Regions from separate parts of the Homo sapiens genome. Here region 1 is linked to region 2. Evidence: read pairs that join two places in POLR2A ChIA-PET (ENCODE). Cell type or tissue: MCF 10A. All regions are shown on one strand. Each heading gives the region's core, and the rest is flanking DNA. Links, peaks and the distances in the headings are about the cores only. Region 1 overlaps KCNH1 (potassium voltage-gated channel subfamily H member 1). Region 2 overlaps KCNH1 (potassium voltage-gated channel subfamily H member 1).

Region 1 (2,923 bases), core at 334-2,833, 68 kb before region 2:
AAGATACCCTCTGCTATGCAAAGGATATAAGGGGTTTTCCTAAAAGTTTGAAAGTTTTGCCTTTCACACTTAAGACAAATGACTTAAGCTTTTATTTTATCTGAAGCTTCTTGTTTACATGTGATATGAGGGAGAAAAAAAATCACTTTATCTCTACAAATAATCAAATATCCCAGAACCAGTTATTGAGTGGTCCTTCCTTACCCTAGTGACCTGTGATGCTACCTTTATTCTTCATATTTCCTGATATACGGATCTGTTTCTCTTCAGTTCCATCTGTCAATTTGTCTATCCTGAATCAATACCATATTGTCCCAATTATTAGGTTATAAGAAGTCTTAATTTCTGTCAGAGAATATCCTTTCACTTAATTTTTCTTCATTCGTTTCTTCCTTCGCAATCCTTACAACTATTTCTTTTTTCTCTCTTACTGTATTGGTTAGGAATTTGAACAAAATATTGACTTGAAGCTATGACAGTGAACATTGTCTTGTTCTCAATTTTTTTTTCTTTTTTTTTTATTATACTTTAAGTTTTAGGGTACATGTGCACATTGTGCAGGTTAGTTACATATGTATACATGTGCCATGCTGGTGCACTGCACCCACTAACTCGTCATCTAGCATTAGATATATCTCCCGATGCTATCCCCGCCCCCTCCCACCACCCCACAACAGTCCCCAGAGTGTGATATTCCCCTTCCTGTGACCATGTGATCTCACTGTTCAGTTCCCACCTATGAGTGAGAATATGCGGTGTTTGGTTTTTTGTTCTTGCGATAGTTTACTGAGAATGATGATTTCCAATTTCATCCATGTCCCTACAAAGGACATGAACTCATCATTTTTTATGGCTGCATAGTATTCCATGGTGTATATGTGCCACATTTTCTTAATCCAGTCTATCATTGTTGGACATCTGGGTTGGTTCCAAGTCTTTGCTATTGTGAATAATGCCGCAATAAACATACGTGTGCATGTGTCTTTATAGCAGCATGATTTATAATCCTTTGGGTATATACCCAGTAATGGGATGGCTGGGTCAAATGGTATTTCTAGTTCTAGATCCCTGAGGAATCGCCACACTGACTTCCACAATGGTTGAACTAGTTTACAGTCCCACCAACAGTGTAAAAGTGTTCCTATTTCTCCACATCCTCTCCAGCACCTGTTGTTTCCTGACTTTTTAATGATTGCCATTCTAACTGATGTGAGATGGTATCTCATTGTGGTTTTGATTTGCATTTCTCTGATGGCCAGTGATGATGAGCATTTTTTCATGTGTTTTTTGGCTGCATAAATGTCTTGTTTAGAGAAGTGTCTGTTCATGTCCTTCGCCCACTTTTTGATGGGGTTGTTTGTTTTTTTCTTGTAAATTTGTTTGTGTTCATTGTAGATTCTGGATATTAGCCCTTTGTCAGACGAGTAGGTTGCAAAAATTTTCTCCCATTTTGTAGGTTGCCTGTTCACTCTGATGGTAGTTTCTTGTCTTGTTCTCAATTTTAAATAAAATGTTCTTAAAATATCCCCCCATTACAATGATGTTTTCAGAAGATTTTTAGTAGATATTCCTTATCAAATTAAGGACATCCCTTTTTATTCCTAATTTGCTAAGAGCTTTTATCAGGAAATGTTTTTGACTTTTTGCCTTCTCTGCATCTTTAATTATACGGATTATTTCCTTTCATCTGTTAATGTAATAAATCAGATTTATAAATTTTCTAATATTAAACCACCTGTATATTCTTGGAATAAATTCAACTTTATTATGACACATTACCTTTTCTGTACATTATGAATTCTTATTTACTCTTTTTTGGTTATAAATTTTTCATCCATCCTCATGAGTGAGGTTAACCTATAATTTTACTTTTCTACACCATGCTTATGTGTTTTGGTTTTGTGATTTTACTGATCTTACAGAATGAATTGAGAATATTCCTTCTTTCTCTATTACCTGAAAAACTTTACATATAAAAACTTTTTATATAAAACTTTATATAAGACTAGAATAATATATATCTTGAAAATTTGGTAGCACTCATCTATAAAATCACCTGGTACTTACATTTTCTTCATTAGAAGTTATATGCCACTTCAATTATTAACAATTATAGGGCAATAAGTTTTTCTATTATTTTAATTGAGTCGTTTATCTCCCCTAGGAATTTTATTATTTGGTCTAAGTTTTCAAACATACTGCTCTAAATGCTTAATTTTCTCTTACTGTCTTCTAAAACTCTATTATATTTGTAGAACTGCCTTGATTTAGGCCTAACGTTGTTTGGTCTGAGCCTTCTCACCAAAGTTTTATCATTTTTGTGAGTCTTTTCAAACAATCAACTTTTGATATTGCTAATCTTGCCTGTGTATTTTTTTAAATCTTTAATTTCTACTTTCATCTTTAGCTTCCTCCTACTTTTAAATAATTTGTTTTTTTAAACTATCATTGAATGCTTGTTATTTTTAAATCTTTCTTCTTTGATATCTTAAATTTCCATCTAAGTAATGTCTTAGCCTCATCCCACAACTTTTTTTCATTTTGTTTTTGTTTTTGAGACAGGGTTGCACTCTGTAATCCATGCTGGAGTACAGTGACATGATATCTGCCCATTGCAGCCTCAATATCCCAGGCTCAAGTGATCCTCCCACCTCAGCCTACTGAGTAGCTGGGACTATAGGCACATGCCACCACACCAAACTAATTTTGTTTTGTTTTGTTTTGTTTTTTTCTCCTGCTTTTATTTTTTTTTTATTTTCCTAAGTTCCAGGATACATGTGCAGAATGTGCAGGTTTGTCACATAGGTATACCTGTGCCATGGTGGTTTGCTGCACCTATTAACCTGTCACCTAGGTTTTAAGCCTTGCACACATTAGCTATTTGTCCTGATATTCTCCCTCCCCTTGTCCCCCACCCCCAACA
Region 2 (2,923 bases), core at 151-2,650:
GGATTCAGACTAGAAAGACAGGTGACAGCATTGCTCTGATTGTTACCAATGCACCAGGCGCTTGGTCTAGGTTCCACTGCTTGCCGCACATAAAGCCAATCACTGAGATGACAAGTACTGCCAGGAAAGAAGGCTTTAATCGGGTATTGCAGCTGAAGAGATAGGAGAGCAGTCTCAAATCCATCTCCCTGACCAACTAAAATTGGGGGTTTATGTAGTGGGGAAGGAATGTAGCTACATGTGGGTAAACAGGAATTAGGGAGGGGTAGGGAAGAAGAGTTGGCCATCAAAAAGCAGGTGGTTGGTTAGGCAATCATGATGGGTGAGAGGTCTGGCAACTCATTGTCCAGATGCAGTGTTCTGGTGAGTTTCAGCTCCTTGATACTATCTGGGAGGCCTGATGGTTGGTTTCCTGAGAAAAGGACTCAGATAGGACAAATGTAACTTTCTTAAGTTTTAAGACTGGGACGGTCAATTTCTATGTTTCTTGAAAAGAAACCAAAAACATAAGTTCTACAGGACAATTGGGCAAGTTTCACCATGAGCCTGTGATCTCCACCCTCAGCACAAAAAGCTTTCTCAGGATCATTCAGGATATAACTATCTGGAAAGAGGTTAGTGTCCTCCAAAGGGAAGGAATCTCTGGGCACTGAGTCACAATGCATAGGATACAGACCTTGTCCAGTCATAGAAGCATGCCCTATGTTAGACGCTCAATGAGATTTCAGAAGCTTTGCGGAGAAATTAGGCTTAATAACCTGGTCTTGGTGATCCTGGTGACTACAGTACAGTCAATAATCTCCCTCACCTCTTTTCTGCCCTTGTCAGTATGAGCATGTGCTTCTATTGTCTTCCTTTGATTAGTCTTGTACAATGGAAGCTTCCTAGGAGAGGCTTGTGTCTGTCCTATTCCCCCAGTCAGACTGGGAGTTCCCCAAAGGCAGATGCTACTTCTCCTAGGATAATGTCACTAGTCCACACTCTCCCTAATCCTCTCCTGCTACAACATCCAATGCCAGGCTTTGTCCAGAGGAAGTGCTCATTAAAGGCCATTATTTATGGGGTCAAACAATGCTCATCTTGAAGACTGATTCTGGAAGGAAAAAAGGGTTTTTCTCTTGATGAAAAATAGGGAAATCAGACTGACTAACCTATCACATTTCTCTAGCATTTTTACTTCCAAAAGTCCTCTATTGTATTTTTAAATCCTTATAACCACCCTGTGAGGGAGTTCTACAGATGGGAAAATGGAGGCTTTGTAATAATGGAGGTGACATGACTCACCCTGAGTCATGCAAGGGGTGAGTAAGCAGAGAAGCTGGGAGTAGAAGCAAGGCCACCAGCTCCAAGCCTCTGAGCCTTTTCACTAATCCATCTGCACAGCGTGAAATATTTTTCATAGCACACTGACATACATCATCACATCTCATGCAATGGGAAGGCTGGTATTTTGCTTATTTTACAAATTAGGAAAATAGACCCAGAAGGTAAACTATTTGTTCACAATCACATTGCAGATGACAAAACAGGACTGTACGCTCAAGTCCAGTTTCCTAATTCAGTGCTTTTTTTTTTTTTTTTTTTTTTACTGTACACAGACTCTTGATAACTTACTGTTTTTCTACAGAACCCCTGAATGATAGCAACATGCCTTCCTGTCATCTTATGCAACCAGCTCCTGGTCAAAGGCACCATCTCCCACTGTGGACCTTCTCCAGGACTTCCCAATTAAATCCAAAACCAGGCACATCGGCCAGAGCCTGTCTCTCTTAAGAGTACCTACCCTAATCCCCAAACTACACCTAACTAGAGTAGGAGAGCAAGACCATACCTTGTGATATGGTTTGGCTGTGTCCCCAACCAAATCTCAACTTGAATTGTATCTCCCAGAATTCCTACATGTTGTGGGGAGACCCAAAGGAAGGTAAGTGAATTATGGGGCCAGTCTTTCCCCTGCTATTCTCATTATAGTGAATAAGTCTCACGAGATTTGATTGATTTATCAGGGGTTTCCACTTTTGCTTCTCCCTCTTTTTTTTTTTTTTTTTTTGAGATGGAGTCTCACACTGTTGCCCAGGCTGGAGTGCAGTGGCGTGATCTCGGCTCACTGCAAGCTCCACCTCCCAGGTTCACGCCATTCTCCTGCCTCAGCCTCCCGAGTAGCTGGGGCTACCGGCACCCACCACCACGCCTGGCTAAATTTTTTGTATTTTTTAGTAGAGACGGGGTTTCACCGTGTTAGCCAGGATGGTCTCGATCTCCTGACCTCGTGATCTGCCCGCCTCAGCCTCCCAAAGTGCTGGGATTACAGGCATGAGCCACCACACCCAGCCACTTCTCCCTCATTTTCTCTTGCTGCATTTGCCTGCCACCATGATTCTGAGGCCTCCCCAGCTATGTGGCACTGTAAGTCTAATTAATCCTCTTTTTCATCCCAGTCTCAGGTATGTCTTTATCAGCAGCATGAAAACGGACTAATACAGTAAATTGGTACCAGTAGAGTGGGGTGTTGCTGAAAAGATACCCGAAAATGTGGAAGCAACTTTAGAACTGGGTAACAGGCAGAGGTTGGAACAGTTTGGAGGGCTCAGAAGAAGACAGGAAAATGTGGGAAAGTTTGGAACTTCCTAGAGACTTGATGAATGGCTTTGCCCAAAATGCTGATAGTGATATGGACAATAAGATCCAGACTGAGGTGGTCTCAGGTGGAGATGAGGAACTTGTTGGGGACTGGAGCAAAGGTGACTCTTGTTATGTTTTAGCAAAGGGACTGCTGGTATATTGCCCCTGCCCTAGTGATTTGTGGAACTTTGAACTTGAGAGAGATGATTTAGGGTATCTGGGGGAAGAAATTTCTAAGCAGTAAAGCATTCAAGATGTGACTTGGATACTGTTAAAGGCATTCAGTTTTAAAAGGGAAACA

What was found. ChIA-PET counts read pairs that join two places held together with the same protein. Peaks named below come from ENCODE experiments on the same cell type or tissue, not always from the same donor. Only the 100,000 strongest peaks of a DNase experiment are listed, where the experiment ranks them.
Region 1: POLR2A ChIA-PET joins it to region 2 with 5 read pairs; 2 of 35 experiments call an interaction of 5 or more read pairs at or near these places.

What each region holds. Positions count from the first base shown.
Region 1 is chr1:210,967,360-210,970,282 of GRCh38, forward strand. The region is part of intron 6 of KCNH1 (potassium voltage-gated channel subfamily H member 1); the gene reads right to left. Among named protein-coding and RNA genes, the nearest start is that of KCNH1-IT1, 160 kb to the right of the region's middle. In MCF 10A, for the core only: no CTCF peak of the experiment used is centred there; no DNase peak of the experiment used is centred there.
Region 2 is chr1:211,035,928-211,038,850 of GRCh38, forward strand. The region is part of intron 5 of KCNH1 (potassium voltage-gated channel subfamily H member 1); the gene reads right to left. Among named protein-coding and RNA genes, the nearest start is that of KCNH1-IT1, 96 kb to the right of the region's middle. In MCF 10A, for the core only: no CTCF peak of the experiment used is centred there; a DNase peak (open chromatin) is centred at 1,314.